Regions from separate parts of the Homo sapiens genome. Here all the other regions are linked to region 1. A link is a loop called in an ENCODE intact Hi-C map of the cell type or tissue named here. Cell type or tissue: heart right ventricle. All regions are shown on one strand. Links, peaks and the distances in the headings refer to the core of each region. The heading gives the core; the rest is flanking DNA. Region 1 overlaps FSTL1 (follistatin like 1). Region 2 has its middle 41 kb from the start of LINC02049. Region 3 overlaps LOC107986121 (a long non-coding RNA gene). Region 4 overlaps GSK3B (glycogen synthase kinase 3 beta). Region 5 has its middle 37 kb from the start of NDUFB4. Region 6 holds the start of RABL3 (RAB, member of RAS oncogene family like 3). Region 7 overlaps GPR156 (G protein-coupled receptor 156).

What was found. Peaks named below come from ENCODE experiments on the same cell type or tissue, not always from the same donor. Only the 100,000 strongest peaks of a DNase experiment are listed, where the experiment ranks them.
Region 2: it touches region 1 in a loop (6-fold over the local background); 28 of 110 quality-filtered maps call a loop at or near these places.
Region 3: it touches region 1 in a loop (10-fold over the local background); 44 of 110 quality-filtered maps call a loop at or near these places.
Region 4: it touches region 1 in a loop (7-fold over the local background); 36 of 110 quality-filtered maps call a loop at or near these places.
Region 5: a loop joins it to region 1, with 7 times the contacts of the local background. A loop is called at or near these places in 94 of 110 quality-filtered maps.
Region 6: it touches region 1 in a loop (5-fold over the local background); 10 of 110 quality-filtered maps call a loop at or near these places.
Region 7: a loop joins it to region 1, with 10 times the contacts of the local background. A loop is called at or near these places in 95 of 110 quality-filtered maps.

What each region holds. Positions count from the first base shown.
Region 1 is chr3:120,415,129-120,419,558 of GRCh38, reverse strand. FSTL1 (follistatin like 1) reads left to right here. Exons shown (of 11, transcript NM_007085.5): 3 at 3,532-3,636. It overlaps LOC124900546 (a long non-coding RNA gene), which reads left to right. Exons shown (of 2, transcript XR_007096030.1): 2 at 1-2,322. It also overlaps the pseudogene BTNL12P. Among named protein-coding and RNA genes, the nearest start is that of MIR198, 22 kb to the right of the region's middle. RefSeq lists an enhancer at 2,288-2,457. In heart right ventricle, for the core only: CTCF peaks have their summits at 482, 1,991 and 2,191 (motif pointing right); DNase peaks (open chromatin) are centred at 445, 2,168 and 2,538; H3K4me3 peaks cover 1,084 bases; H3K27ac peaks cover 3,334 bases.
Region 2 is chr3:120,793,227-120,797,656 of GRCh38, reverse strand. No RefSeq gene overlaps it. Among named protein-coding and RNA genes, the nearest start is that of LINC02049, 41 kb to the left of the region's middle. RefSeq lists an enhancer at 2,301-2,595. In heart right ventricle, for the core only: CTCF peaks have their summits at 2,207 and 2,425 (motif pointing right); a DNase peak (open chromatin) is centred at 2,436.
Region 3 is chr3:120,505,536-120,509,965 of GRCh38, reverse strand. The region is part of intron 2 of LOC107986121 (a long non-coding RNA gene); the gene reads right to left. Among named protein-coding and RNA genes, the nearest start is that of FSTL1, 57 kb to the right of the region's middle. In heart right ventricle, for the core only: a CTCF peak has its summit at 2,586 (motif pointing right); a DNase peak (open chromatin) is centred at 2,575; H3K27ac peaks cover 1,668 bases.
Region 4 is chr3:119,889,895-119,894,324 of GRCh38, reverse strand. All of the region lies in intron 7 of GSK3B (glycogen synthase kinase 3 beta), which reads left to right. Among named protein-coding and RNA genes, the nearest start is that of NR1I2, 110 kb to the right of the region's middle. In heart right ventricle, for the core only: a CTCF peak has its summit at 2,203 (motif pointing left); no DNase peak of the experiment used is centred there; H3K27ac peaks cover 403 bases.
Region 5 is chr3:120,557,126-120,561,555 of GRCh38, reverse strand. No RefSeq gene overlaps it. Among named protein-coding and RNA genes, the nearest start is that of NDUFB4, 37 kb to the left of the region's middle. In heart right ventricle, for the core only: CTCF peaks have their summits at 2,263 and 2,466 (motif pointing right); DNase peaks (open chromatin) are centred at 1,798 and 2,505; H3K4me3 peaks cover 1,596 bases; H3K27ac peaks cover 3,428 bases.
Region 6 is chr3:120,740,272-120,744,701 of GRCh38, reverse strand. RABL3 (RAB, member of RAS oncogene family like 3) reads left to right here and starts at 2,186. Exons shown (of 8, transcript NM_173825.5): 1 at 2,186-2,240. The coding sequence starts at 2,195. GTF2E1 (general transcription factor IIE subunit 1) reads right to left here and starts at 1,958. Exons shown (of 5, transcript NM_005513.3): 1 at 1,908-1,958. RefSeq lists enhancers at 1,906-2,025, 1,906-2,200, 1,648-2,286, 2,166-2,455, 2,287-2,925. In heart right ventricle, for the core only: no CTCF peak of the experiment used is centred there; a DNase peak (open chromatin) is centred at 2,031; H3K4me3 peaks cover 2,789 bases; H3K27ac peaks cover 1,831 bases.
Region 7 is chr3:120,242,133-120,246,562 of GRCh38, reverse strand. GPR156 (G protein-coupled receptor 156) reads left to right here. Exons shown (of 10, transcript NM_153002.3): 2 at 2,085-2,560; 3 at 2,787-2,923. The coding sequence starts at 2,465. Among named protein-coding and RNA genes, the nearest start is that of GPR156, 41 kb to the left of the region's middle. RefSeq lists an enhancer at 2,652-3,851. In heart right ventricle, for the core only: a CTCF peak has its summit at 2,142 (motif pointing left); a DNase peak (open chromatin) is centred at 2,178; H3K27me3 peaks cover 496 bases.

The DNA.
Region 1 (4,430 bases), core at 280-4,279:
CCTCACCACGAGAAGGGTTGAACCCATGAGCATGTTCAACCCCTCTCAAGGTGTTCTTTTCCCCCACTCAGAATCAGTTTCTCAGTAGATGGGTAAGACTACCCACCACCCTAAGCAACTTTCTAGGCACCTCGGGGATGCACCTGACACTCCCACTCCCAGAGAAGATGAGGCTTGGAGAAGAGCTTTCAATGGCACAAAGCCTATCTCTCTGGAGAAAATTTTCTTCATTGTTGATTTCTGCATCAAAGCATGCCTGTGAATGGGGATCACTGGGGAGGGCTATGAGGCTGCAGGTGAGACCTCCCCCACATTGGTAGATCCCCCTACCCATGTTTTTGGAGCAGCCACCCTATTCTTCCACCTCCTGCACCACTTCTTGTTCCGAGGACAGAGCTGGGTGGAGCTGCAGGAGCCAACACTGCGCTTCTGCATTGCAGTGCTGGGCTGTGCAAGACAGAGAGAGATTGCCACCTATTGACAGACGTGTCACCTGCAAAGAGGAATGATTGTGTAACTAGTGGCTCCCCCCTTCTCTGTGTGCTCTTCAAACGGGCCTTTTGTTTTTTCCATTCAGTGAGTCCTTCTGTTCTCTATTATCACTGCAGTGCAAGGGAGGACAGGGAAAAACGGGGACATGACAGCCCAAGGTGGTAGTGACAGCATCTCAGTGGGAAAGTTGTCTGAAAATAAATTGCCCACTGTAGTAATAGCCACTTTCAGTTGTGTGGCAGGCACTGTGCTGCCTGCAGTACATCCCGTTTAATCCTCACAACAACCCTCTAAGAATCAGTACTCCCAGTTTTCACGAGGAAGCTGAGGTTTAAAGAGAGCACCTGGCCCACGACCAGCAAGTAAGGAATAGAGGTGGGATGTGGGTAATTTAAACCTAAATCTCTGACGCACTCTTAACGCACATTCTCCCGACACTTGCTAATTATGCAACTCACACCCCCATCATAATTTCCTTACGTCATCTGGATATGAAAATAAATCAAATATAAACTGCTTTCCCTTTGGGCAGAATTCTAGCTCTGCCACTTTCTAGTTATTTAAGCCTCTGCTCTCTCACCTGTGAAATGGGGCTAGTAATGATGTCTAACTTAAGGAGTTATTGAAGAGCTTAAATCACATATAATAAAAATAGTAGGATGCCGGATATTTATAAATGGGAGTTTAGTTATCAGTGGTTGAAGATACGAGTTGGAATCCTAGCTCCTCTCATTTCTAGCTTTGGAAACTTGGGCAAGTTATCTGACCTTTCTGGTCTTCAATTTCCTCATCTATGGAATAGGGTTAATAATAATATACCTATTCTTGCAGGGTTTCCCTATAAGACAAAATCATGTGTATGAAAACATTTTGTAAATTGTACTATTCAAATATTAGTTGTTATAACTCAAAAGTTATCTGTTTCTTCAAATGGATTTTTGAGAACTATTCCTGAAAAATGACTTGGTTTAATTCAATCCGTTTTTAATACTTACTAAAAACAACAATGTAAGTTAAAAGGAGGTTCCATACATGCCACAGGCTTTTCTGCAAGTAGCTCTATAAGGCATTCCCATGAATAACAGGTTTCATATGCAGCTTGTTTTACAGTTGGTACTTCCACATGTATCTCACTGAATCTCCGCAGGGCAGGGTTGGCATTTACCCCTACTTTATAGATGAGGACATGTGAGCCTTAAAGAATGAAAATTACTAGTTAAGGACAGAGACTAGTGAGTGGAGGTTTGTGGGTGTTTGCCTGTGGAGCTGTGTGCGGGTGTCTTTGAGTGCAGGCATGTGTCTGAGCATGCTTTTTTATGCATTTGTGTGTCCATAACTCATGGGAACAACTCGTCAGCAAAAACCTTTTCCTCTTCCTTTTTCGTGTTGCCTTACATTGTCAGGCACAGTTTCCACAAGAGGGCCCTGCCTGGAGAATATCCTTGATTTTTATCTCCACTCTCTGTTTAGGAAAACAAAAGCTCTCCAATCCCCGCGGACTTCTGGGAATTACTTCCTCTTTCTTCCCCGCCTGCTAGCTTTCTTGAATTCGCCTTAGCAACATTCAAAAAAGAATTGGTTTATCAACAGCATGTGAACCAATGAAATGTGAGCTGAGAACGGCTTCTAGACCAATGGGAGCCCTGCATGACCAGCAAGCTGGCTTGGGACAGAAAATAATGACCTGGAGTTTGCAGAGCAGCCTCTGGGTGGCAGCAGACTAGCTGTATTGGATACAGCACCTCAGCTCGAAAGCCTCTTCTTTCTTTTTGCTTTTTTCCCCTAATCTTGAGTATAAAACATTCACCAACTATAAGAATTGTACTGTTACAAGACTTGTGGGTGTGAGTTCTCTGCATAATGTGGTAGACATGGCCTGGAGGGTGGACTGTCTGGTTCCATCCCTGCCTTACCCCAGCCAGCCCCATGACCCCATCGTGCCTCCTGCAGTCTTTGTTGGTTTTGTCACAGCATCTAGCCCAGTAGCCTTGAGTCTGGAGGTCTTTCGTGATTTTGCCTGCCCAGCCAGTCAGGATGAGAAGCTGGGGAAATCACATTCTCCTTCATGCAACCACCACTACCCCTGGGTTGAGTGGTGAATGAGGTGGGGCTGGCTTTCTGCCACCAGTGAATGGGAGGGAAGGGATGAGCCACCAACAGATCAGTGCCTGTCAATACCCCCACATTCTCAGGTGGCATACACTGAGACCATTCCCTGCCTTGTCAGTTCTGCTGCACACGTCTGAACAGGGGAATGCCTGACTAGCAAATGATTTGAGAATAGTTCTACTTTCAGGCAGCTTCGCCCTCTTAATCTTGAAGACAGTGGCAGACATGGGTAGGGGCTAAATGGGACCATAGCAAAAATAGCGAATCCACGTTTCCAATGGTTTAGCCATCCTTCTTTTGCCCTTTGAGATGATAATGCCTAGAACACCATTCAGTCAGGTTTGGGTCCTTCAGATAGTCATAGTTCTGTACAATGTTTCCATTTCTGCCTGACTTACTCCTCTCACCCTTTAAGAATCAGTTAAGACCTAGTATCTTCAGAAAGTATCCTTTGAAAAATTCTCACCCTCTTCCTCCCCTCCAGCTCCCTGGTGATCCTGTTCTTGCACTTCCTGTGTTGTTTTCCAAATGTCTCTTTCTTTGTGAGTTTCCTCTGAGAGTCATGGAGCTTCCTGAGGACAGGGTCTGTCCTTTGTATCTCCATCTCAGCGTAGTGTTGGCATAAAATTGGTGCTCAACAAGCATTTTTAGAAGAAAGGAAGCATGCAAGAAAGGAACTCTTGCTCTTTGAGAAACATATTAGGGACTCAGAAGTACCTGAACCTGGGCTGAAGCAGTATCTGGGAGTAGGGCACTAGCTGTTGGAGGCAACGTCTCCAACAGCTGTTTAAGACCCAACATCTAGCTGTTTAAGACCATGAGCCATGACTCCAGAGCAAAGCCCAAGCCTGAAAGATAATCTCATTATGGGCTCATTCCATAATGGGTTCATCTCAGTCACACGGTTTCCTTTATGATTGTATGTTTTAGGAAGAGCTAAGGAGCAAATCCAAGATCTGTGCCAATGTGTTTTGTGGAGCCGGCCGGGAATGTGCAGTCACAGAGAAAGGGGAACCCACCTGTCTCTGCATTGAGGTAAGTCCTGATGTCGGGAGCCAGAGGACAGTGGCCAAGGCCAATGTGGTACCTTGCGGAGCCACCCATCAGCAGGCAGTGCCAATGATTTCATTCTCTTTATAAAAGCATTCTTCATCCCCCTGAAAAACGTGGAATTCTTATTCCAGATTCCTGATTTTTAAAGCATGGATATTTTTTCTTTTAAAAAAATTTAGCTTTATAAGATTTTTTAATTAAAAAATAAGAATTGTTTTATATAAGTCAAATAGTACAGACATTTACACAAGCATAAAATTATAATCTTCCCCCATAACCCTTCAATCCCTTAGTCTGAAGTAACCAGCGTTAACAATTTGATACATGTTCCACATGTTTTTCTTTTCTATGTTACTATAAGCATAGGGTTTATATGCTACTGTAGACATAATGGTTCCCCCTATTTTATGCAAAAATGGGATCATGATATGGATATAGATATATACAGTTTGTATTCTTTACTCATTAATTTATCAGGGACAACCCTCTAGATCAGCACATATACTTTTAACTCATTTAACTCATTGTAGTGGCATAATGTTTAGTAATATAAAAGAACTAGATTTATTCAATCATTTTCCCATAGATGGACATTCAGTTGGTTCTTTGGGTTGTTTACCACTATAACCAATAACATCCTTGTGCAAATACCCTTATATGCCCCTGCCTTTATTTCTGTAGCATTGATTGACACCAGGGCTTGCTAGGTCAGAGGATATGCAAATTTTTAAAAACAGTAGATGAGATGCAGGGTTTTTTTTTTTTAATGTTTTTTT
Region 2 (4,430 bases), core at 239-4,238, 380 kb before region 1:
GTAACTAGAATTCTGGCAGCCAAGACCATTTGGAAATTTGGGCTTGATGACTCTCATTAAGGATGGATGTTCGTGCAAAATTTTGCTGGGCAAATATGAAGGGATGCAGCTTCCTCGACATTTTTCCATCTTTATATTTTATGTCTTTAAGTCCTTGGTGACTTCACTGGTGACAGTTTCCAAAATAAGTCCTGTTTTTTTGTGTCTTTTTAAATTTTTTTTTACAATGGCATGAAAACAAAATGTAGACTCCAGTGGCCCAGGATTTGTGAAAAGGGCAGGTCCCAGGGCTCCTCTTTCTCCTACTCTAACAAGGGCTTCAGTGTGATCTACAGCTGGGAAGAGGGGTTCCAGCCGGACATCTGTTAGCGAGCCTACAAACAATGCCCTACGGCTTGCTCCAGTCTTTGCGTTTTGCTAACTGGTTGATCATGTTTTCACTTCATAAATCTGTACATTCTAATGTGAGCACTAGCGGGGTAGCAAAAGGAGGGAGAGCTAGCTGCCTGTTCCCCACCCGATAGGTTCATGTCTGGCTGGATCAGCCTCCCACCTCTCTGGCTGATTCATCAGGCTCAGTCTATTCAAACAGATGGAACTTCTATTTAGGTATTTTAATAGCATGTATTTAAGATATCCTATTGAGAATCTGATCTGACAGAGGTTTGATGAAGTGTTAATGTGCTGAGAAACCAGGCTCACTAGGCACATAACTTCTTTCCCCAAACCAGATAATTTAAATCAATTTAGTTAGTACTTAACTGAGGGACTACTGTGCACCAGTATGTGTCTAGCATTGAATTAAGAGAGCCAGGAAAGAAGCAGAATGCTTGGCACACAAGCCCTTGGAAACTTCTACTCTCTCTGGGGAGAAATGGTACATGGATGGATGCATTTGAAGTTTACAAACATCATTAACTACTGTGTGCAAGGGGTTTGAGCATATAGTCAGAGTAGTGGCCACAATACCTCTTTTATATCAAGCCTACCTCAAGCAATTCAAAGGCAAATGGCTTTCTATTGTCTCTTATGATTAGAAAAATGGAATAAAAGGTCTAACATTGAGCACTTCAGTTAGATATACTGCACACTCTTCAATGCACCAAGTTCCTTTTTGACACCATGCTATTTATTGCTTCTGTTATTGCCCTGACTTTAGGGGATATCCACTCCCCAACCTGCTGTACTATTCAATTCTGATCCTTCTTTTTTGATCAAATTTGACCTTTTCCAAAAAGTTTTTGCTCCCAACCTTCAGGCAATCATGATAATGACAATATCTTTCTTTCATAGCCTTTACTATTAGTACCATGCCCTTTGGATCTTCAACTGAGTAACAGCATATACTGTCTTGTATTGGTCTTGAATCTTGCAGGTTTCTAACACTTGAATATACAACAATACAGTAAGCCCTTTAAGGATAAAGGTCAATTTATATTTGTTCAGTTAATATTTGCTCAGTACTGGCTCTGTACTATATCATAATTGCAGTGAAAACAAATATGTACAAATGAGAAAAGATTCTTACAAGTAGGGCATGGTGGCTCATGCCTGTAATCCCAACACCTTGGGAGGCCGAGGTGGGAGGACTGCTTGAGGCCAGGAGTTCGAGACCAGCCCTAGCAACACCTCATCTCTACAAAAACTACAAATTTAAAAATACATATATCTTGCTCTCAAAGAGCTCACACATTTTGCTACTCTGAAATGGAATGATAATCTCCTTCTGAAAAGCACTTAGCATAGTGCCAGCTACAGAGTAAGTCTTCTCTAAACAAATGCCATTATTAGTTATTATTTCTTTTAGACTAAATGGAAGAGTGGGAAGTGGAAATAAGAACCGAGAAAGGAAGTTGCAACTGTTAAGATGCTTTTGGAGGCAGGTAACAGAAAACTCAAAAGACTTAAACAGTAAAGGAAATGTATTGGTTCTCCTAAATGAAAAAGTCCAGAAGTAGAGTAATGATTGGTTGTGATTCAATGAGGGCTTTGGCTTCATTTCTCTGTGATTCTTTTGGTACTGCTCTCCCCCTGCATTGGCTTTATCCTCAGGCAGGTAGCAAGATGACTACAATAACTCCAGGATTCACGTTTACACACAACATGCAGAGAAAGAGAGGATTCATCTCTTCTGATGAATTACTTTCATAAAGTTACTTTCTTAAAAGTAACTTACTTCTTTCATCAAAGCCCCAGCAAATCTCCCTTCTCATCTCAGTGTACCAACTGAGTCACAAGCTTTTTTTCAACCTATTCCTTGGTTTAGGCTAGGTTCCTGACCCAGGTACAGGTTAGAGGATGTGATTACTATTTCGGTTAGGACTTAAACTGCAATGGCAGTCAACCCCCAAATCTCAGTGGCTATTTAATACAGCTAAAATTTTATTGCTCTCACTACATGCCAGTGTGGGTCAGCAGGGGGCGCTCTACCATTATAGTCACCCTAGGACAGAGGCTAATGGAGGCTTCACCTTGACACAGGCTTTAGCAATCATTGTAGCAGAGGGAAGGGGGTCTGGTGAATCACACACTGGCTTTTAAAGGCGTTTGCGTAGAAGTGACATATATCATTTCTATTCACATTTTACTGGCCAAAGCAAGTCATATGGTCACTCCTAACTTCAACAAGCTGGGAAATACAATTCTACTATGTACCAAGGAGAACCAGAATATTTAGGAACAGCCCCAATTACTACTGTAATTACCCTTGGCTCAATCAGGACCAGCTGTGGATATGACTATAGCATTAGCTTCTCTTAAAACACATGTACTTCCTTGGTAAGGGGATCCCTTAATAAAAATCAGATATTATAAGGAAGGAAGCAATAGATGCTAAGTAGGCAAACAGTAATGTTTATTATAGAAGTTCTATGAAGGCAAACTGGTTTCAGACATCAAATAGAGAAAGCAAGACCATGAACAGATTGGCAAAGGTTGAGAAGCAGCTACTATAAGAATGTAGCCACCTAGAGATCTGCACAGCAGAAAGGGCCCAGATGAAAATAGGCAGCAAGGCCAAAAGTGCATGCGTTAGTCTCTTTGCTGTTGCACTTCCCAGCCCAGGAGTGGGATCATAAGAAGCAGATCAGGAAGAGTAGAAATGATGAATGATTTGACTGGCTTTGTGGGAGGTCTTGGGTTGTTGAAGGATCGAAGAAGCCAAAGGGTTCTCCAACGGGCAGTAGGACCCAAATGAAATTTGGGCAAAAGTCGTATTTTTAAACTAGGATAAGTCCTTGAGAAGGAACCTACAACAGAAACAAAGACTGTAGTAGATGGTACACACAGATGAAATGTTATTCAAATATTGAAAAATGGAGGACAGCAATCTCAAAGAAATAGTGAAACAAAGGCCTTCTGTCCCACAGGGCCTTACAGGTGTTAAAAAAAGGTTTCCATGGGAGAAGACAGTGTAAGTTTACATTAGAGCTGTGTTTCTACCCAGGGGAGGCAACACAATTTATAAAAAAAAGAACTCTAAGACCAGGTCCAATGGCTCAGGCCTGTAATCCTAGCACTTTGGGAGGCTGAGGTGGGAGGATTGCTTGAGGCCAGCAGTTCAAGGCCAACCTGGCCAACATAGTGAGACCACATCTCAAAAAAACAAAAAAGAAAGAGAAGGAAAAGAAAGGAAAGGAAAAGAAAAGAAGAGAAACTCTAGATCTGCAGTTAAGAAAATCAGGTTTGAGTCCCAGCAGTGACTACAAATAGCTTGAAATGGGTAAATCAGCATAAACTTCTTTCAACTTGTTTCCTCAGCAGAAGAAAAGGGATAAAAATGCCTCCTCTATCTTCCTCAAAGCTTTATGTAAAAATCGAATTAGACAGGAAAGCCTCTTGATAGACTAAAAAGCCCTAGTGTATGTATGGAATTTTAATACTGAAGTGAGTCAGTGGCAGGGGTTGAGAAGGTTAAGGATATGGGCAAAATGCTGTCTCCAATTGAATAGGGCCCAGAGGGAACTATAGAAGTGGAGATAACAGTAGGCTGACAGGTCTTGTCTTGGTCAGTTCTTTTAATTGCAAGGGATAAAAACCCATCTCAAATTGGCCCAAGAATAAAATAAAATGTATTGATTCACATAACAGAAAATCATTGTAAGGGTAAGAATGGCTACAAGTGTGGCAGAATTTAGGAGCTCAAGTGTCATGATTGGAAATCTGTCTCTCTCCACCTCTAGTCTCTGTCTTAGCAATCCTTGTAGAAAAAAAGAGTGGCTTTTTTTTTTTTTTTCCATTTCAACAAAAACCCTTAGGTAACTTGATTGTCCTGGAACCCATATCCAGTCACTATGATGGGTGTCAATCCCAGCTGAATCACATGGATGGAGAGTGGGGAAGGAATAAAAACTGTGGGGAAGTAAATGAAAACCACTCATGTTCACCATAGGAAGTAGGTTTAAGAGGCTTGCTCCAGAAGTGATATGGCG
Region 3 (4,430 bases), core at 319-4,318, 90 kb before region 1:
CAAAAGAAAAGTTTTCTTGGTTTTGGAAAACAAAGGATTAGCAACATTTTAAGCAAAAAGTCATAAAAGGATTATTTCAATCTTCTATTAGTTTAGTCCATGCAGTTAACTTTTGTTCTGCTTGATATTCATGAACATTTTAGCTCTCCAATAAGAGTCCTGAAAGTTTTTTCTCTATTCTAATGTCTCAATCTTCAAAGTTATCAGAAGCCTGTATTTAGGAGCACCTGTTAGAGTTCTATAGCTGATTATAAAACCACCTTTTAAAGAGGGTTAAAACAAGACAACAATTATCTGTTAATGACAAAAAGTCTTAGGGTAGCCACAATCAAAGACACAATTGACAAAGAAATTTATTACCCCTGAGGCACAAAACAATTAAACATAATTATAATTATTCCTAATAATGTATACTATGTTACATTAGAATTATAGGAGTTTCACATAATTTTGGAACATGTACTGATAACACTTTAATCAAAAGCAGATTAATACTTTAATAAAACTATGTTGTGCTTTAATTCCAGTGTTTATGAATAAACTGAATAAAAGTCCTTTAATTTTGGGTAATTTTCACACATAGAATTTCTTTTATAGGATTAATTTTTCACAAACCTTCCACAACTTGCTCAAACCTTCAGCTTTATCCTATCTAACATAAAACAATCCTTTAACCCTCCAAACTAGGCAAAACTTACATTCCCATACCTTCTTACAATCTTTTAACAAAAGCACATTCTACTTTCCTTGCGTACCTTACATGTAAGACTGCTTTTCCAGTAGTCTCAAGAACATGTTACATGGCTAACTGTTCACAACTTTTACTTTTGCGAAAAACCTGATAAGTAAGCGATTCACTAGACAGAAGTGCATATAAGGTCTCTTTCCAGCATACCTGGGGGAATGGCTAACTCTGTAAGTCCCCAGGCCATGCCTAGCTTTAAAATAGTCAAGTTGTACAGTTAAAAGTCAAAGTGGCAGTCTATAAAGCATTTATTTAGTAGGTCTAAAAACCTTTAAAATTGCAGAACATTTCTTTCATAAATTCCCTTTCACAAATTTTTCACAATTTACACAGATCATCTATGACAGGCTTGGACTTTCTGACTTGTCCTAAATATCCCTCTTTTTAAAGAACCAGTCATTTTACTTTAGGACAATAATTTACCATGCAAGATCCTTTCTCATATGAAATCTCTTTTCTTTATCATCTTCCTTATGAAAAGTACCTCTTTACAACCTTTGAATTAGACAAAAGTCATATTCCTTCTGTTAGAAAGTTAAGATTTGTACTGAAAGTTGCTGTGCAAGTTCTGTGACGGGGAAGCAAATGAGGTTATTTACATACTATAGAAGTTATCTCCCCCTCAAGAAATTGCTCAGTTATATTTTTGCTAGGACTTGCCCAAATAATGGTGAGCTATTTCTAAACTCCTGAGGTAAGACCATCCAGGTTGAAGTTGCTGGTTAAAGATTTAGGTAGGTTTCCCAGGAGAAATATAGCTATTAGAGAGAAAAACAAATTCAGATTTCAGGTAAGTATTAAGCAGGCACCCATTTGAAAAGTATATTTTTGCCCAAAGGGATGTGAATCTCTTGGAGGGGGTGCCATTGGCCCCATTACCCAACAGGATTTGGAGGGGAGTTGCTTAGAGAAGGAGATTAGCACACAGTAGGCAGCTCTTGAAAGCAAAAGGGAAATTTATAATTTTACTTGCCGCCTCCATAGGTGACCTTGGCTTTGTCCTGTATGAGTGTTCTTAGGGCAACCTAGAGGGGGTTGGAGAACTCGTAAAGCAGCCAATAGTTGAGCCTGCTTCTTGTCCTACATGTCTCCTTTTTCTTAGCCCTGTCCTCCTTATTCTACTCTCACTTATAAAAGACTGAGGAGGCTAATCTGAGGACCTCCTGCACAGGGGAACTGGGTTCCAAGGCTGACTTTTGTAATTTCCTCCCAGTTTATTTTTAAGCCAAACAGTATTACAAAGGAAAACTGGTTTTTTTTTGTTTTGTTTTAACATTTGGTAGAATCAAACTTTTCCTAGTTTTGGGGGATGCATCCCAGGGGCATGTCCTGTGGTATGGGAATGTGATTACCCATCTGCAAAGAGAGAACAGGAGAGAAAAAAAGGAAAAAGAAAAAAGAAGGCATTCCCTCTACATTCCTATTATCCTGAATGGAGCATCCCCCATTGTCCTTTGGGTTCCGGAATTAACCAGCCTTACTGTGTACTCTTGGTCCCATCTCATCACAATTACCCACTTGAGAACAGAGGAGATACTGGAGTGAACAGTGGATCGCCTGTTCATCCTTGAGGTTCCAGAATAACTGATCTTACTGCATATCCCTAACCTTTCATCTCTGTTCTAATGATAATCTGTTAGCCTGGGAGCACCCTTCATCTCTGTCCTGTGGGTACTTTTGTCTCTTGCACCTGTAGCCTTGGGCTGGCCTATACCCTTATCTCCATGACTTTATAGTGACTCTTGCTTGGAGCATTCTAGCAATAAAAATGATGACCTTTTTTCTCAGATTCCCATTTCCCATGTTAAGCAGACAAAAGCCTGTTTTTCAGCTAACTGCCACAAGGGGGCTAGACTTCCCTCCCCACTCCTTTTGAATATGACCCCGAAGGTCCTAATTCATGTTGAGAAGAATGTGGAAGTAATTAGAGAAATGAAGTCTACGGGAAGAAGTGGGAGGAAGTGAGAGGAATACTCATGGAAAGCCTTCATATGCTTGCAAAAATAGCAGCCCTTGGATTCAAGAGGACAACGTTTATTTGCCCTGTTGACGTAAAGTAGTAACCTCCGGAGGACTTGGGGCTTGGGCTAATAACTGGCAGAGGAGGGCAAATTCTTCCTTTGCCCACGAATGGGGCAAAGGAAGAGGGGTGGCTTTTGAAGCAGTTTGTCTGCCTGCATGGGGCCTTACCCTGCCCTTTAAGCATCCCACCTATTTGCAAAAGCCACCAGGAAACCCAGCCCTGGGGTGTAACAGGAAGGAAAAGCATATAGTAAGTCATAAGGAGCTGGCAGAGCCGGAGTTCCAATTAGTGTTTGTCCCGGCAATGTGTCAGCAGACAGGGTTGAAAGGGTTGAAAGTCATCCAAGCTGGTAAGGTAAGAACAAGAACAAGTATAAATCTCAGGAGATATCCACAAGGAAGCCCATGTCTTTGCTGCCTCTCAAATGCATAAGAGCTGCGGGAGTGTGTGTTTAAGAGGTCACGTGGCATGCAAAGTAAGAGCAAAGAGACAGACTTGCCCCTGTGGCAGATGGTCCAGAGGGTGCACAAGTCCTTTTCAGAACATACACACAGAGAAAACAAGAGAATAGGCAGTGCAGGTTCTTGGGAAAGAGCCAATTTTAGTTGAAAAAGCAGAGGAAACCCCAGACATTGCACAGTTTTAGGCTTCAGCCCTACCATTCTGGTGAACCTCCTGTCCAGGAGGGCCATTCATGCCTCAGATCTACTCGGTGCAGATGCCACAGTCCTTCCCACCCCTGGAAGCCATCCATCAGAGTGAACTGAGAAATCAGCCAAGAGGAGCAGAGTCACTTATGGCTGAAGGACTTATTCTGGGGGTTGGTTAGCAAGCAGGAGAGAGAAAAGGAGAAGACCATGTACAAGGATTGAATGCCTCCAGCCAAAGAAGGTGTGGTAGAGGGGTCTCTTACCACTAGGGAACATATCTGAGTCATGCAGCATCAAAGTATGTTAGTGGCAGAAGTTATCCAAGTCCCACGGCACCAAAATATGTTACCAGTGGCCAGTATCCAAGTTACTGGGGCGAATCTGTATGAGTCTGCAGCAACCTCAATTCTTGCCTCCTCAGAAGAAAGAATTCAACTGAGGGACATAAGGCAGAAGGAGAGACTGAGGCAAGTTTTAGAGCAGGAGTAAAACTATATTAAAAGTTTTAGAGCAGAAACAAAAGGAAGAGAAATACACTTGAAGAGAGCCAAGTGGGTGACTTGCAAGACAAGTGGGTAATTTGACTTTGGGGTTTTATAAGTTGACATACTTCTGGGGTCTTTTATCCCTTTTCCCCGATTCTTCCCTTGGGATGGGCTGTCCACATGCGCAATGGCCTGCTAGCACCTGGGATGGGGACATGCGCCATGTGTTTACTGAAGTTGTATGCATGCTCACTTGGGGCATTCTTTCCTTACCAATCTTGCATTTCTAGAGGAAGGTCATATACCAGTTAAACTCCACCATTTTGCTTCTTAATGCTCATGCTCGAGCTCACTCACCCAGCTCCTGAAATCTTATTGGGAAGCTGCTGGTCACCAGTTTCAGGTTTTTTCTATCTATAGGGGGACTGCCTTTCCCTGGCACTGTCTGTGACCAATTATTATTTTAGAGAGACAGTTGACAACTGCCTGACCCTCACCTGTCACCTGACATTCCTGGTGTGTGTGTG
Region 4 (4,430 bases), core at 171-4,170, 530 kb after region 1:
ACTATTAAACATTGAGTTATATGACCCAGCAATTCAGCTTGTAGGTATATATCCTAATAACTGAAAACTTACATCCACACAAAACATGTACGCAAAGTTTATAGCAATGTTATATAGCCAAAAAAGGAACAAATAAAATTTCTAGCAACTGATGAATAGATAAGAAAATGTCACACACGAAAGGCCACATATTATATAATTCCATTCTATTTATATTAAATGTCCAGAAGAGACAGATTGTGGAGACAAAAAGATTAGTGGTTCTGGGGAGCTGGGGGAAATGAGAATGATGGCTCATGGATACAGGCTTTCATTTTGAGGTAATGAACATGTTCTAAAATTAGACAGCAGTGATGATTGCACACCTCTGTAAATGTAGTAAAAATCACTCAGTTGTATAAGGGGTGGGTTTCATGATACATGAAGTACAGTAAAGCTTTTTTTTTTTTTTAAGGCAAAAGTGAGCACATCTATCTGTAAAAGAATGTCTTTGTCATTTCCACTGCATCTTAAGGAAGGCAATAAACCCTGACTATAGTTTTGCAAAGGACTCTAAAGGGTTTCTCAGAGTTGTACCATCCACCCCGATTGCCCCCTAAAAGGGAAGGAGAGCTGATCAACTTGAGTTAAATGACAGGCAAGAAAGAGTGAATGAAATAGAGTATAGGCACACGGGGGGACCCTCCTTTAGTAGTTCATTCTGTCTAGTTTAAATAAATACTTTACCCAAATTGTTTACTTGTGCTCAAATAATGTGACAGCTTGCTGCTCTGAAAAATGATGAAAATCACTGAAGTTCTTAATGGGGCTTTAAGACTCATATTGCTGCAGCTATACCTTTTTGCTCTTTGCCTTTTGGAAATTAGAAGGAAACCCTGAGAGAGAAATATTGCACCCCAAGAAAATGGTTGCTTATACCAACTTGTAATCATATAGTATAGGGGAGAGGTATAAACTGGGTAAAATCTGCATTATTGAGCTTATTACTTTAGCTACCTACAACTAGTAGATTTAAAAAGTAAAACCTGCTGGGTGCGGTGGTTCATGCAGTAAATCCTAGCACTTTGGGAGGCTGAGATGGGTGGATCACTTGAGGCCAGGAGCTCAAGACCAACAGGAGGAAGCTTCATCTCTATTAAAAATATAAAAATTAGCTGGGTGTGGTGGAGCACACCTGTAATCCCAGCTACTCAGGAGGCTGAGGCACAAGAATCACTTGAACCTGGGAGGTAGAGGTTGCAGTGAGCCAAGATTGCACCACCGCACACCAACCAGGCTGACAGAGCAAGACTCTGTCTCAAAAAATAAATAGTAAAATCTGTAAATTGTAGGAAAATGCCAGAGGAGATGACATTTCATATCAGTCCTCTATAAGTGAAAATGATAGTGATTCTATTGTCATTAGACTGATATTTTGAAACAGAATACATGTTTTCTATTTAGAAAAATTTGTCCTTTTGAGGATATAGCAGCCAATCTAACACAACCCAACACTCCAAATTCCATATGCAGAAAATAAATGAAGATGTTTAGGTATTCAACCATTTATACAATGATTATGTTGTGTTATATAATTTCATTTTTAAAACCTTTATTGAATTCATTATCTATAAGCCTAGCCATACATCCCTTTAGTCTTTCAAGGTGCATACCACATTAACTACATGCGTTAATTTAGTGAACAGTTTTTACTAGGTGCTGGGCAAGAACTTAGAGGTTTCTTGCCTTCAGGGGCTTCAGAGACTGATGGATGGGAGGAGAGGAACTGAGGGCAATAGGGCAAGCCCAGTATTATTCCAGATGTCTGAGCAGAATACAAAGGCAGAAGCATTTCACTCAGAGTAGTGCTGTCTGGAAAGCCTTCTTAGGAGAGCTAACCATTGAGCTGAATATTGAAACATGAAAAAGTATTTACCAGATAGGGAGCGGAAGGGAGTGGATAAATATTTAGTAAAACTAGGTTTGGTGTGTTTCTTTATGGTTGTCGCTTAAGGTTCTGCCTGGTGGGGTTGATAGAATATGAGTTTACCAGGAAGGAGAAGACTGGAGCTGTTGACAGTGGCCAGATCACATTAGCTTGTAAGCAGTTGGAAGCAATTGCAGGATTTTAAGCGGAGTAGCGACATTTCTAATAGGTTTTCTTTTACTTCGCTCTTAAAGGCTACACATGCACCTCTATTGCTGAAGTTTGGCGACCTCTGGTGTTGAACTATAAAATAAACAACGTTGTGGAAGAAATACTAGCGTTTCAGAGCTTGTCAGTTGCTTTTTGTGAGGTGCTTCTTGGGCCGTAGTACTTCTTTGAAGACAGTAATTATCAACTCATAATTCCTGTGTTGATATTTTTCAGTGTTTGGATAAATTTCTAACTAGGTAGGGCCAGGAACAGATAAATTGATTGATTTAATAGTAAGGGGATGAACAACATCCCCAAAGGGGTGGGGCAGGCTGATCTTGATGCTTTTTGCAACAAATGAAAAGATCATGAGTTCTAGTAATAGATAACTGAGAATATGTTCCCTTCCCATTGGTGTGATAATTTTTAAAATTCCCCCCTCTTTTGTATGAAATACACTTACAGAAGAGTGCATAAAGCATTTCCATCTAGTTTAATTTCCTTTAAGTCAAAAAAGGACTCAGTTTTCAGGAAATCCAGGAATAAGTATTAATTACTCAAAATATATGTCTTTAGTCTAAACGTTTTGGAGGAAAAAAAATTTCCATCTCTTAAAATTCAAGTGAACCCTAAGACTTGTTTTGTGTATGAAATGATAATTTGTCAAACATCTTTTTTATCTATAAAATTATTCAATTATTCTGTTTCAAAAGTTCCAAATGTAGAATTCAGCTGGAGTAAATCAGGTAGAAATATACTCTGAACCTAATAAAAACTTAATATAAAACCTAAAGATATACTCAGAGGTTGAAATAGGATAGTTGTTAAAATGTCTTATGTTTGTGGTGTTAAAGATAGTCATGCGTTCTGAATCTTTGCTCTTCATATCTATCACTTGCTTACCTTTTAGCCTTTAATTATATCATCCATCTATAATCCAGTCCTTATTCTCTTTTAGAATGCTGTTTTTCACCTACACATCTAGTGTGCATAGAATGTACTTTTTACTCATTTGCCTGCTACATTCCTTAAGTAAAATCAGCTCTTGACTCCCCTTCCAGAACCTTTCCTGAATCCCTTCCTCTTTCCAGTGCAGTGTAGCACTTTCACCTCACACATTACCTATACTTACTTTGCTATACTATTGTCACCTGATTGTTGTTGATTTACGTACAAGTCTCTCTGCCCTAGAGCTTCTTGAGGAATAGGCTCTAAGTAAACGTTTTGAAATGTGAATAACTTCAGAGGCTGAAAAGTTTTTTAAATGCCTCTTGATTATGTCTCATCTTTGCTTTCTTAAAAAATATGCATATTGTATATAAAATAGTTCTGATTTTAGGGTTTGACAGATTCTGATACTTTTAATGCTAGCCTTATAAATAGCAATTTAAGAAGGTTAAACTTCTGTTTGCATTTAGTAAAGGCAACACAAATTACATAATGGTCCCTTTTTTTTTTTTTTTTACTTTTTAAATCAAGTTAATAGAAATATAATTTATATGTAATAAAATATAGGCATTTTAAATGACAGTTTAGTAAATTCCAACAAACATGCCCATATAACCACTACCCTGGTCAAGATTTAGAACATTTCTATCACCCTAAAAATGTTTCTTTTTATAGCCTGGAATGACCAAATGTCTCAGTTTGCCTGGACTGAGGGGTTTGCCAAGATGGTCCCAGGCAAACTGGGATGGTTGGTCACCCTGTTCATTCTCCTTTGTGGTCAGTTTCCCATCTTCTGTCTCAGGTGATCATTGATCTATTTTCTGTCACTACAGATGCCTATTCTAGAATTTCATAAACGAAATCATATATTTCTTTTGTATCTGGCTTTTTTTGCTCAGTACCATGTTTTTGAGATTCGTCAGTGTTGCTGCCTGTATCACCTGTTTATTCCTTTTTATGCTAAGTTGTATTCTGTTTTATGAGTATACCACAATTTCTTTATCCATTCACCTATGAATGGACATTTGACTTGTTTTGGGGTTTTGGTTATTATGAGTAAAGCTCCTATGAATGTTTGTTTACAGGTGTTTTTGCAGACATATGTTTATATTTCTCTTGAATAAAAAAGTAGGGCTGAAATTGCTGATCATATGGTAAGTGTATGGTTACCAAACTATTTTCCAAAGCAGTTTTACTATTTTACACTCCCACCAACAACACATCAGAATTCCAGTGCTTCACATTCTCATCAACACATGGTATTCTCAATAATTTTAGATTTAGTCTTAAAATGACTTTTATCATTAGGAAATGCCCCTCTTTATTTTTGTTTAATTTTCTTATCCTGAAGTCTTCATTTTCTAAT
Region 5 (4,430 bases), core at 253-4,252, 140 kb before region 1:
TATGATCTCTGGGGGTATGCATAGGCCCAAAGTGAGTATTTACACCATGGAATAAGCAGTTTACAACCTTGAACCATCAATTACATTTCCCCACTATCTGTTCTACAGTCTTCCGTTTATAACTGAAGTCTGCCCTCTGCTGGTCACAAGCAGCCCAGACCCACAACTCGGGGCCGCTGAGCAGGTCTCTTCTAAAATCATTCTCCAGGAGCATTTTAGCAATTGCTACAATTTATTCAGCTATAGAACACAAAGTAATGTCATCTTCTGCAGAGCGTTCCCTTTTTATTTTTTATCCTTTGATGTTTGTGGGTTTTTTTCCTTTTATTCAACAGAAGCAGAACTGGGCCCGTTTCAGTTATTTATGAGCCATCTTCATTCGTGATAAATAACCATAATATGTATTTATGCAGTGCCTGCCAAGGCCCCTCTGCTCCTATTGACTCATGAGTCACTAAAATACTTTTCTATGGTAGAAGTGGACAAGGGCTATTCAAGATAGGAGATAATACAACTTACGGGCTGTCAGATGTCTAGTAATTTTTCAGCAGTGCTTTGCAGATTGATGTTGAGTCAAGAAAGACCTAGAGCCTGACTCTCCTCAAACTCTATGAGATATCTCTTAGTCCTGTTAGAAATCTGCAAGGCATCAGACATTTGGATCCCCAAGCAGATATGCCAACATCCTCTTCCCCTTCCTTCCACAAAAGCACTCTGACCGGAAAAGCAGATCCAGGAGCAACAGGAAAGGTGAGTAGGGGAGGAAGCCAGAGCCCAGAGCTGGGGAACATCACTGACGGTGTGGGCAAAAAGCTGCACTCGTGAAAAGAGGAAAGAGGGCAAGCTGGGAGGGAAGGTGGACAAAAGAAAGAAACAATGGGCGGGGGCCCAGCAGGTAATGAAGATACTAAAGCATGTGACCCCATTTCCCTGAGGGTCACTCCTGCAAGGCAGTTAACTGTAACATCTGTTTAATTCTTCATTACAAAGGAAAGAGAATCCTTTCTGATGTTCTCACCCTGTGCCTCTGACCTTTAAGGTCTCACTCTGTTGCCCAGGCTGGAGTGCGGTGGCACGATCTCAGCTCACTGCAACCTCCGCCATCCAGGCTCAAGCAATCCTCCCACCTCAGCTTTCTGAGTAGCTGGGACCACAGACGCAAGTCGCCATGCCTGTCTAATTTTTGCTTTTTTTTTTTTTTTTTTTTTTTTTTGTGGAGATGGGGTTTTTGCATTTTGCCCAGGCTGGTCTCGAACTCCTGAACTTAAGCCATCTGCCCGCCTCGGCCTCCCACAGTGCTGGGATTACAGGAGTGAGCCACCACTCCCAGCCTGAAAGAACCTGATTTTTAGAGACATAATTTGGGTTTCTAATCTCTGAGGAGATGAGAGTTGCTTACTGTGAGCCCATATACTAGCCAGAGGTCTGGAAACCTGTCCCCATCCCTCAAGGTGATGCCTGTGTCCTGCCAGAATGGGGGGGGGGGGGGGCGTGCCTAAAGCCCCAGTTGCCCCCACTGCTGACCTCAGGGACGCTCCTTGAGGGTCCCACCACCCCTGTCAATCAGTTGGCTGCAGACTCCCGTGTCCTGTTCTTCCTGTTTCCCCCATGCTGCTCTTGCCTTCTCCCTTCCCTCCCACCCTGCCTCTGGACTCTCATTCTCTCCTCCCACATCCCCTCTCTAGCCTTTGTGACTCAAGTCTCAGTCACTTTAGGAAAGACAGGCTCACTGCCCTCTTTATAATCAACCTTCATCTGGTGTGAGGGGGAGGGAGAAGAGAGGGAGAAAGGAGGGAGGGAGAGGGAGAGAGAAACAGGAACCAGGTCTCCTGCGCTTCCTCCCAGAGATAAAGGCTATTCTTAGCAGTAACATAGGCTTGGCATTTGGGGAGACTTGTATTTCTCTCCCTCTCGCCCCAGGGGCTTTGCACATTGCAATTTCTCCTCTCCAAGCAGAGAAGAAAGAGAAGATGAATAGGGAGAGAGATAACGAAAGGAAAGAGGGAGGCGCGCCAGCTGGTGCCCTGAGAGGCTCTTCTGGGGATTTATTTTGGAAGGCTGCTCCGAAGGTCAGAACTGGGCGGGGAAGGGCTCTCACCCCGGCCCCAGAAGGGCAGTTTAATTCTAGCCTCCCTTTTGAGGCAAGAAGACGAAAAGCCAAATGAAATCCCTTTGGGCCTTTCCGCAGCACTTTGTATGTGGCACGTGTTTCATAAATGTTCAGCCAAGCCCCTGCGTGCACTCTCATTAGGCTGGGTCTCTCAGGACTGCCCTCACTGGGCCTTAGGACCTTGGCAGTCAGAGCATTCAAGCGCTGGCATTAGACAGTAGGCTTCAGTGAAGCCAGGAGCTTGGGAAAATACAAAAATAAATAAAAAATAAATAAAAATGTAAAAATGGGGTGTGCAAAGCTCGAGAAATTACGTAATTCGATTTCACCTTGGGCCCAGACGGTGAAGTTCTGCACAGTGGCCAGCAGGGGGCGCTCAGGCAGTGTGTCAGAACCCCAGCGCGCTGGTTGCCCGGAGCCCAACCAAGGGACAAACAAAACAATGCAGCTTTGCGGTTTCTGTTCGGTTTTCAGTTCGGGGAGGCTTAATCCAGGACCGCCTGATCTCTAACCTGGGGTAGCAACTAGCGTCTCGCAGGACACCGTCTTAATAGGCTTTCCTGAATCTCTTGACTAAATTGCTTCCTAGAACTCTGTGTTCCTCCGCACCTAGAAAACGGCTTTTCTCAGCATCTCCCTGTATCTTTCCCTATGTATCTTTTTGTCAGCCTGGTTTTTTTTCGTTATCTGTGTTTCTGGCGTGGTTCTTTCTTTTCTCTCTGTACTATCCTAGGCCTACTAGTAGATGTTAATGAAAAATATATGGAGCTGAACCCACCCACAGGCTGAGCTCTGAAATATTTCAAGATCTGGCAGAATATAACACTTTGAATAAAATTTAAAACATACTGCAAAAGTGGCTAACTCTGCCACATTTGGCTGTGCAGTCATGTCTTTCCTTTTCCCCGTCTCTGTTCTCGGAGTGGGCTGCCGTGCCACCCTACAGCTGCCTCTTCCCCTTGGCTGCCGCCGCTCTTGCCCACCTCCCCCAAACCCCTGACCTCCAATGGTCAGCTCCTCCCTGGCCAGCAGGACGGGTCTTCCAGGTCTTTTAGAGAAGATACCAACTCCAGAATGACCGTACCTCTGTTTACATGTTTTTGTTTCGTTTTGATTTTTGTTTTCTAATTGAGACCACCCCCCTCGTTTCCAGAACATACTGGAACTCTTAGGATTTGGGGTTGAGGGACTTCAGGTGAGAACTACAGAGACAGCCTCACGCTCTGCCTGGAACCTCTTGTCCTCCAAGATTCAGGTGCTCTGGTTGAGTCTGGTCCACTCTGCCACAGTATCTTTACTCACAGTGATTTTCTCTTGGGGACTTCATCACTGTCTTCCTCTCAAACTGACTTTTGCTTATAACACAGTTGGAAGAGAGAGTGAGAGAGACTGTGTGTGTGTGTGTGTGTGTGTGTGTGTGTGTGTACCCTTGGAAAATAGAGTTTAAATTTTATTTCTGGGGAATTGGGAATGTCACCAATCGTGGTGTTAAGGCACTAGAGCATGCCATGACAGTCAAAAGGCACCCCAGCAAATGATAGAAGGTGCTTCACCTGGAGCCCACAGAGGGCTCTGGGGCAGTGCTACTTATCAAGAGCCTATCTCAGTTCCAGCCCTAAATATTGCTACTATGGTGGTGGTGATGTACCCCCCTAATTTCTGCATTTCATGGTCCCTGTCTCCAAATCTATCTGGCTCTATTGGTTCAGATTCCTATCCCAATTCCTATTATGTTTCAGCTCCTAGTCCTGTGTGTCCCTGAGAGGAAGAGACTGATATCAGATCTGGTAGGACATGATACTCTTCAATCTTGTCACCATAACTTTCTCCTGGAGCCATGGAATGTAGCAGTGGTATGATCCGATCCCGCCTGTCCCTGTCCTGCCCAATACTTGATAGCTGTTCTTTCCTAGTTCCAGAACCTGATTGGACCAAGTTTAAGACCAAGGTAGGGAGTGGGAGGCAGATAGGCAATGCAATGCTATTCAACATTTAAGAATACTTCCCACTTACTTGTCCTTGTCAGGCCCTGGCCATACAGACAGGCTGTACAAGACATAGGCCCTGACCTCAGGGAGTAAATGTTTTTATTGAACTGACCCACTGTGTCTCTGAATGAGAACAAAAATGAAACTGCTGCAGAAAAACCCAGTGCTACAAAGTGCTAGCATCATCAGGAGGCAGGCTGCCTCTGCAGTGCAATCCATAATCTCTGTGACTTCCAGAACCAAAAAAAAAAAAAAAAAAAAAGTTAAATTACTTTCTAAAATTAAGCTTTGCATTACTTTGGAAACTAACAAAGCATTCCTTCCCACAGACA
Region 6 (4,430 bases), core at 172-4,171, 330 kb before region 1:
GGCAAAAAAATTGCAAGAAGAGAACAGAATGAATGAAAGTTATTACAGAAAAAAAAATCAAAAGGACCCAACAAAATATATTGGATACAGAATATGAGAGTAGGAAAAATCTTAAATAGCTCTCTGTTTTGAGCCAGCGTAGCTAGGAAAAGTACTGCCATGAGAAATAGGTGACCCCTGACGAGGAGCAGGAAGAAATGAGGAAATCACTTTTAGAAGTGTCTTTGAGGAAATACCATAGGATATTCCTCTGAATATGCCCAGCAGGTAGCTGAACAAATGAAACTAGAGCTCAGGAATGAAATCAAGCTGTGCCACTTTGTTCAAAATCTCTGCATTCTAAAATCCTCCTTCCTGACCACTACCTTCTCTCCTCCATCACTTCCCACTCACGCTGAATCTCCTTACTCAATCTCTAGAGGTCTTAGGTAAGAGTTCTCAAACTGGCAGCCCCCCACGCATTGTATCACCCAAAGAATGTTTCAAAAATTTTCTGAATTAGTTGTCAACATTTAAAAATTGTAAGAGTTCACATAAATTTCAACTTCCAGCTCCTCTTGCAAAATTGGAAATATCTGAGGAAAAAGTGAGCCCATGTTCCCACATGGAAACAATAAGCTGAAGCCGAATAGCAGCTGGCGTTATTAGGGAAGGAGTATGGCTGGTCTCTGGAGACTTCTGAGCGTGGGACCTCCTAGGACCTTTGTTTCTTCCTTTGATCTCCATAGTCCATGAGTCAGATCCCAGCCTCACCTCCCTACCCCAGCCCAGACCCACGTGTATTTTAATCATATCAACATTTAAGGACTACTGTGCACCAGGCACGGAGCCAGAGAAACAAAGTTGAAAAGAAGGCACCCTCTGCCCTCTGTCTACCCTGTCAGCCTCATAACCAGCCACACCAGCATATTCTCAATTCCATGAGCCACATGTGCTTTCCCTGCATCCCAAGGCTTTGCACATGCTGTTCCTTCTGCCCCTACAGCTAAGCCCAAACCCCCTTCTCCTAATCATCCTTCAAGTCTCAAATGATATTTCCTCATGGAGGCCTTCCCAGACTCCCCATTAAGTAGCATACAATCATCCCCTTTCACGTGTTCCATGGCTCTTTCCCCCTTCTTGTACTTTCTCCATGTCTATCTCTAAGACCAGACTTCATCTTGTTCACCAATTAATTTCCAGCATCTAGCATAGCCAGACAAGTACTTCCATAAAACTTTCCATATGTCTCCTAGGCACGTTTTGTTCCAACATGGCTCATCTTGCCAGCTTCCCCCTGCTTCACTTCCTCCACTCTTGTTTCCAAGGTAGAATCGGACAGGCTACTGGGCACTCTCTTCTTAAATTTAAAACAGTTTTAAGCGGGAGGTGCGTGGATCAAATTCAGGATGTTAAAAGATTGTACTGACTGCAGAGTGGAGAAAAAAACAAGAAAAGTGGATGCGAAGAGACCAGTTAGATTACTTCAGTAAATCGCCACTCCAGTTCTAGAACAACTTGGGATTCTACACATCTAACTGCGGTGTTGTGTTACCACATTTCATGGCACTTTCCACGCCTTCACACACACAGCGGCAAACTACCGCGAAACCTCCGGACCCAGCTGCCCTCCACGAGACGCGTTCGGTGATATGCACTCCTCCCCAATGCGAGACTCCGAGACCCCAAACTCCCTCGGACTCTCCCAGTTGGGTCCAGGGCCACACTCGGCGCAGCCAAGCCCGCCCTACCCGAGGTCGCACACGGGCCGCTCCGGGGTCAATGGTTCTTTGGAGGACCAAGAGGACCAAGGCAACAGGGTAATTCATTAGGGGAGGATAGTTAAGAGGGAGCGAAAGGAAGAAGAAATCATGAAATGCAATGCCCGGCCAGGGAACTCCGAACAAGGAACAGGGAACAAGGTTTACCAAGGCGAATCCTGGAACACTCCCACTACAGCTGCCCCCAGCGCTTCAACTACCGGCTTAAATGAACCACGCCCCTTGCGCGACAAAGAAAACGCACTATTCCTGCGACCAGCTGGGGAAGCACCCCGCTACCTTTTACCAGACCAGCCAATGAGTTCAGTGAAACCTTCGATCAAGACAGTCACGCTCCGAGTGGCCAATGAAATTGAAGGCTCTGCCCTCCATGCCCAACTCTGATTGGCTTACAATCCAGGAACAGGCGTTAACCCAGGGAAGGCAGTGGCAAGATGGCGTCCCTGGATCGGGTGAAGGTACTGGTGTTGGGAGACTCAGGTGAGCGGCTTACCCTACCTCTGGGGCTCCAGACACTTTTGAGTTACCCAGTAACCCTCCCCTTAGCTTCCTTCCCTCAACTTCCTGGCTCCTCGGCCCGTGGCTGAAGTCCCTCCCAGGGCCTGAAGACTACACTTCCCAGGGGACTTTGCTCCGTGTGACGACGCGGTGGCGGCGGCGTCGTCGCGCGGGTGGGGGTCGCGGAGCCCGGGTCTTTTGCCTTCGCGGCTTTCCGCATCGGTCTCCCAGGCGACCCCAGCCTAGAGTGTATTGTCAATTCTTTTATTAAAAAAAAAAAAAAAAAAAGCAGGCATTGAGTATTGTATGGGGTTCTATGTTAAGGGTACAGAAGTTAGTAGGACCGTGCCTTCAAGAGATTTTGTTCATTAAGGAAGTCAAACGTGCACTGAGAAACGTGCACTGAGAAACGTGCACTGGCAAGCGCTTCGCATGTATTAACTCATTTAATTCTGAGACAGTCCTGTTATCCCATTTTACAGATGAGAGTAGTGAGGCAGAGAGATGTAAATGACAGAATCCTTTTGAACGCGGAGTCCACGAACTTAAACGCTAAGTTATAATTATGCAGTGACATATTGGGTAGTGGTCCTGTTTTATTCTTAACTGAGCTTAATTTCCTGGTTCTCGTTTGATCTTCATTGAAAACCTATTATGTCCTAGACTGTACAATAGAGAAATTAAAGTAAGAGTTTTATTCTGAAGCAGCTAGGATTTAACGCTGAGCCCAATTTAATCCTAGTGTTAAATATATATATATTTTTTTAATCTCAGTGGATGCAAAAAGAATTCTTTTGACACCTGGGACATTTGAGAACTACAGCTGGCGTCTGGATTTCCAGCTCCCACCTCACTGCCCTTATCTTTTCTTCCATAATCCCCAATTCAGCTCTCCTTAGTAACTTCAATAAATGCTGACCTTGCATTTTATAGAAGCGCTCCTCTGGAGTTGGCCTAAGAGCATGTGTTGTGAGCAAAGACGTTGTGCTAGATGCTTGGAGGTGGAGAGGCTTGAAAACTTAATAGAAACTAAATAAAATTGTGGGCAGCAAATATAGGTTAAGAATGTTTTCACATTGCCCTGAGGATTATTTGCATTATGAAATATTTTACAGAGAGCATTATTTAATATTCCCCTAAGAAAGTTGCCTTTTGAAACTTAATGAACATAATCACAATTTATGTCGACTTCATTTCTATCAGGTAGCTTGAAGTGGTGCCGAAGTTAATTTAATAAAATCACTCAGTTTTACAGATAAAGTAATTGTGGCCTAAAGGGACTTGGCAAGAGTATCACTGAGTAGAATTTACAATCCAGAACTAACAGACTTCTTCATGATACGTTAAGTGGGTGTTTTGTGTCCTTTATAATTCCATTTTCTATTGTATCTAACAATCCCTTCATATTACAAACTGTTGCAACTAGTCAATTTATTTTCTTTCCAACAGGCACTGTATTAGGTTCTGGGGTTATAACTGTGGAATTAATGCGTCATATAACAGGGATAGAATTAGCAGCTACATTAAATGTGGAAAAGTAATCAGGCAATTGATAAGCTTCCCTACTGCCCGCCTCCCCTGTTATGGTTTAGTTGTAAAGCAGAAGACACAGCTGTGATGGCCAGGAAAGTGATTGATGTTGTCACACATTCACTAATGTTAACCTTTATGTGCAAAGTTAGTTATTGTCTTTTTATCTTTTTAAAAGGTAATTTTGTCAGTCTCCTTTTAACTGCGATTTAAAAGTACACAGTCTGACAGTTTAGAATGCACTTTTTACACTTCCTCAGCCTTTCTTTCAAACCCGAAAGTTTATTTTTAAATAAAGGCCATTTCCCTTATAAAATTTTGAGGGTTTCACAAATATATAAAGAAATGACTTAGCCAGACAAGGTGGCTCTAGCCTATAATCCCAGCACTTTGGGAGGTTGAGGCGGGTGGATTGCTTGAGCTCAGTTCAAGACTAGCCTGGGCAACATGGCAAGACCCTCTCTCTACCAAAAACAGTACAGAAAGTTAGCCGGGCATGGTGGTGCACGCCTGTAGTCCCGCTACTCAGGAGGCTGAGGTGAGAAGATCACTTGAGCCCAGGAATTTGAGGCTGCAGTGAGCTAGGATCGTGCCACTGCACTCTAGCCTGGGTGATAGAGTGAGACCCTGTCTCCAAGAAAA
Region 7 (4,430 bases), core at 282-4,281, 170 kb after region 1:
GTGTTGACCAGGGTTTCTTAACCTTAGCACTGTTGACATTTGGGGCCAGATAATTCTTTGTTGTTCAGACCATCCTGTGAATTATAGTATGTTTAGCAGCATCCTTGGCATCTACCTACTAGATGTGAATAGCATCCTTCTCTTAATTTTGACAACCACAGATGTCTCCAGAATTGCCAAATGTCCCCTAAAGGTGCAAAATTGCATAGTTGAGAACTACTGGTAAAGAGGCACTATGGCATGCCAAGCTCTAGGGAGCCCACAGAAGTGCACCTCTGGGAACTAAAGCTGAAGAAACCCAAGAGGCCCCTTGGTATCTTCTTGGAAGAAGTTAGTCCAGAGTGTCTGCACCATGTGGAGTGTATACTGGGATGACATTGACCTTGGAATGTAAACTCCTGGGATTCTTGCCTCTGCAGATTTGGAGCAGGGTTTTCTTCTTCTCTGCTTTTCAGTTTACTTATTTGAAAATGAGGAATGGTGTTTACATCACAAAACACTGTAGTGAGGACAAAATGAGGTTTTATGTATATATACACCCATACATATACATATACACTTCTTCCAAATGATATAATAATATATAAACATTGAATGAATAATGGTTCAAATATAAGTGTACTTATTTGCCACTATGATTAAAAGGGCAATATAGGAAAAATACATTTTCTTCTAATCCATCATGTTGTAATAATCCTCCCTGTGGTTGCAGTATGGTTCTGTGCTAGAAGGCACAATAGGAAATCTCTAACTTTAAAAAAAAAGAAAAGAAAAAATATCTTTCTAGCAATTAAAATCTCAACTAAATTAGAATGCAAATAGGTTTTTATATTTGCTTCTTAATTTTGCATTCAATAATCTGACTAGAATATGCAATAATTTAAATGCCTTGATGGGAGATAGTGGCTTTTAGTTCTCTTGGGATTTCATTGTAATAAACCTGGTAAATAATTCAGGAACATATGAGAGGCCAATGAATGGTCAGCACCTGGTGCTATATTATTTGTGCCTAAGCACACAGACTCCAAAGATGGCACTCTCCACCTGTCACTGTTGTTCTGGCTTAAACATGGGCCCTGTGTTCAGTGGCTATTGAGATAATAGTAATGGATATTTTTGCCTTGTCCAATTTTCCTCCACAATCAAAGAAAACTGTGCTAAGCTGTTTAAAAAATACAAAGCAGAAGTGGCAGCCTCTTTTAGATTACCACTGGTAAAATTTCAAATCTATTTTCTCTATTAAGGGATTGATTGTTTTAAAGAATTAGGGATATGGCTATCTTTTCTACTGGTGCTAATTTGAGCCTTTTTGCCTTTCTGTCTTTGTTCCACAAGGCTGAGCTTCTCTTTAGATCACATTATTCATATTGCAAGGATCTTCTGAGAGAAATAACACCATCCTCTGGCCAGCCACTCACTCTGCAGGAGTTCCTAGAGCTCCCCAGTTTCTTTCCCTATTGCCTGAGTAGTCTATCTCACGCCTGTTAGTCTCACAGTTTAAATACAAACACACAAAGACTCTTGCAGGCAGCTTGGGTACCTTTCTTTGACCCCAGCCGACTGGACATAGAGAACAAGAGCTAGAGAGAACAAGAGCTAGAGTGACCGACAGATCATGTGTGGAGACAGCATGGGGCACCTGAGCCCAGCACCATCCAGGATCAGACAGAACTTAAGCCATGAGCTGCCTAGAAAGATCTTGGGAGGGCACTGGGTTTCCCAGTATGGAAAAAAGAAAAATGTGGCTCACAAGTCTAAGCTAAGGTCTTTACAGTACTGGGCCATAAACAGGATCTGAAAAGAAACTGCAGAAAATGTTAGATATGCTTTATCTTTGTTTTAAAAATATTATTTACTATAATGGCTTAAAATATGTTGATTTAAATATATGATATTTGATACCTTTGTAATATATATAATAAAGTGTATAATAAAATATAACTATATAATTAAAATAGATGATATTTTAAAACCTCTCTAATAAACCATTTACGTGTGTGTGTGTGTGTGTGTGTGTGTGTGTGTGTGTGTGTGTGTGTATACATGCCTTTGTTTAACAGGTTTAATTGCTTTCCTTTCTTCAGGAACCAGAGTGAGGGTACTCGAACAGTGACTGCCATCTGGTGGTTAACCAGAATCATCACCTTGTGTAGCCTGATGGTTACTAAGATGTCCACTCTTGACTCACATGGCATGCACTCGCAGCAGGGGACCAGTTGAAGGATGTCTGACTTTGGAGGGTCACCAGTTGAAGGATGTCTGATGAAGGAGCCTAGCGAAATAACCCTTTGCTTCTACCTGAATGGGTTGTTCACTCTGGATTCTGAGCCTGCAGCCAGCTCCAAAATGGGGCCTCTGAAGAAAAGATTTGAGTTGCTCTTGTGTCTTAGTCAAAGATCTACATCCCTACCAGTGGGTAACCAAGACTGTGAATAAGCACACACCAACAGGGGCATGTGGTGACATGGAGCCTGAAATAAACTGCTCTGAATTGTGTGACAGTTTTCCTGGCCAGGAGCTGGATCGGAGACCCCTTCATGATCTCTGCAAGACAACAATTGTAAGTGAGCAGCCACAGGATGCCAGGGCTGCTCAGATGTATGTGGTGGTGGTGGTGTTGGGGAGGAGGAGGTGGAGGGAAAGGGGGATGAGGAAGGGGAGGAGTGGGAGGAGAAACTGCTCATGCAGGATACATATTTCCCAGCACTTGGTGACGATGGGGCAGTTTGTTTTTGACCTATAGAAGATCCTTCATTCCTAACAGCTCCTCCTTATTCTGTCCTCAGACATCTTCCCACCACAGCAGTAAGACCATCTCTTCATTATCTCCTGTCCTCTTGGGTATTGTTTGGACTTTTCTCAGCTGTGGACTTCTGCTGATACTTTTCTTTCTTGCCTTTACAATTCACTGCAGGAAGAACAGGTAAGCAGCCCAGTTTCTCATCACACATAGCTCAATCATGAAATCCCAAATGTTAGTATCTTTTGGCAGCACAAGCCACTATCTGGTCTCCCACTACAGGATTAAACCACATGAGACATTCCCTCTGAAATAGTCTACCTGTTGAGAAGGGGAAAGATCTAGGTCGGTATTGTGCTAACTACTGCAAGGGTATCCAAAGAAGAGAATGAAGAGTCTCTCTCTATAATGGAGGTACAATCCTTCTGAGAAGATGAGGTATCTGTATTTAAAATGAAGACCATGTAGAGGATTCCAAAACAACACAAAAACTTGAGGACAGCACAGCAGAACCAGTCTGGGTGAGTTAGGGTTTCTGCAAAAGCAGTGAAGCACTGCTACCTGGCTATTTGCTAGATAATTCTGGCTGACTAGAAAGTCATCAGCTTATCAGGGTAAGTATGGCTCCCAGGATTCGCAAAAGAAGCAAAATGGTGACTTTTTTCTGAAGGGACTTATAGCACCTTGCCTTGGATGCAATTTCATCCTTCCTCAGGGCCCATCCCATCTCTCCCACCCCCACACTGTACCCTCATCCTACCACAGCCGTCCCAGGGTGCCTCATGAGAAGCCCTGCTCCAGCCCTCTCCTTAGCCCACAGCTGACTTCTAGATGGAGCCCACAATCAGAAATTAACAACTTCCTCAAACCAGCCAAACTCGTCCAGCCCCACTCCAGCCTTACCCTGTGTGGTGACCAAGCATGTCGTGCTCCATTGCCTGTGGATTTGACACTCAGATGAGAATTGGTCAGTTGCATTTTGGGATGCTGTTTTGCCATGTTAGGCATGGAGGACGTGGAATTGTTAAGCAGCAGTGATTGGTTGTTGGGTCAGCCTCAGCATGGTGGTGATACGTGGCACTCCAACTAGAGTATACCCCAGAGACTGCCTCAGCCACTTTTCATTCTGTTCCTCAAGCACACTACGCTGACTCCCATCTCAAGGCTTTTGTACTTACTGTTCCTGTACTGTTCCCTCTGCCTGGAAGTCCTCCTCAGATATTCCCATGACTAGTTCCTTCTCATCTTATAGGTCTTGGCTCCAGTGTCACCTCTTCAGAGACACCTTCCCTGATCATCCTATCTAAAGTAGTATCCCTACCCATGATCACCCCCTCATCTCATTCCATATCCTATCAGCCTGTTTTATGTTCCTTATAGCAAGCATAGTCTGCTATTACCATATTTGTTGATTTACCTGTTGATTGTCTGTATCCCCTACCAGAATGGAATTCTGTGAACACAGGGACTTTGCCTGTCCTCTTGTGCCCACCACTGTGTCTCCAGCATTTAGAACAGACTCTGGGATATAATAGGTGCTCAGTAAATATGCATCCAGTGATCCTGGGAGGAAAGAGATTTAAATCCCAACGGTGGCTGCTGCCAACAAAGTGACTGGGAAAATCATGCATTTCAAGGTTAGAGAACTATGGAGTACAGTCTTTTCAGCTGTAACATGTTTCTATAATGC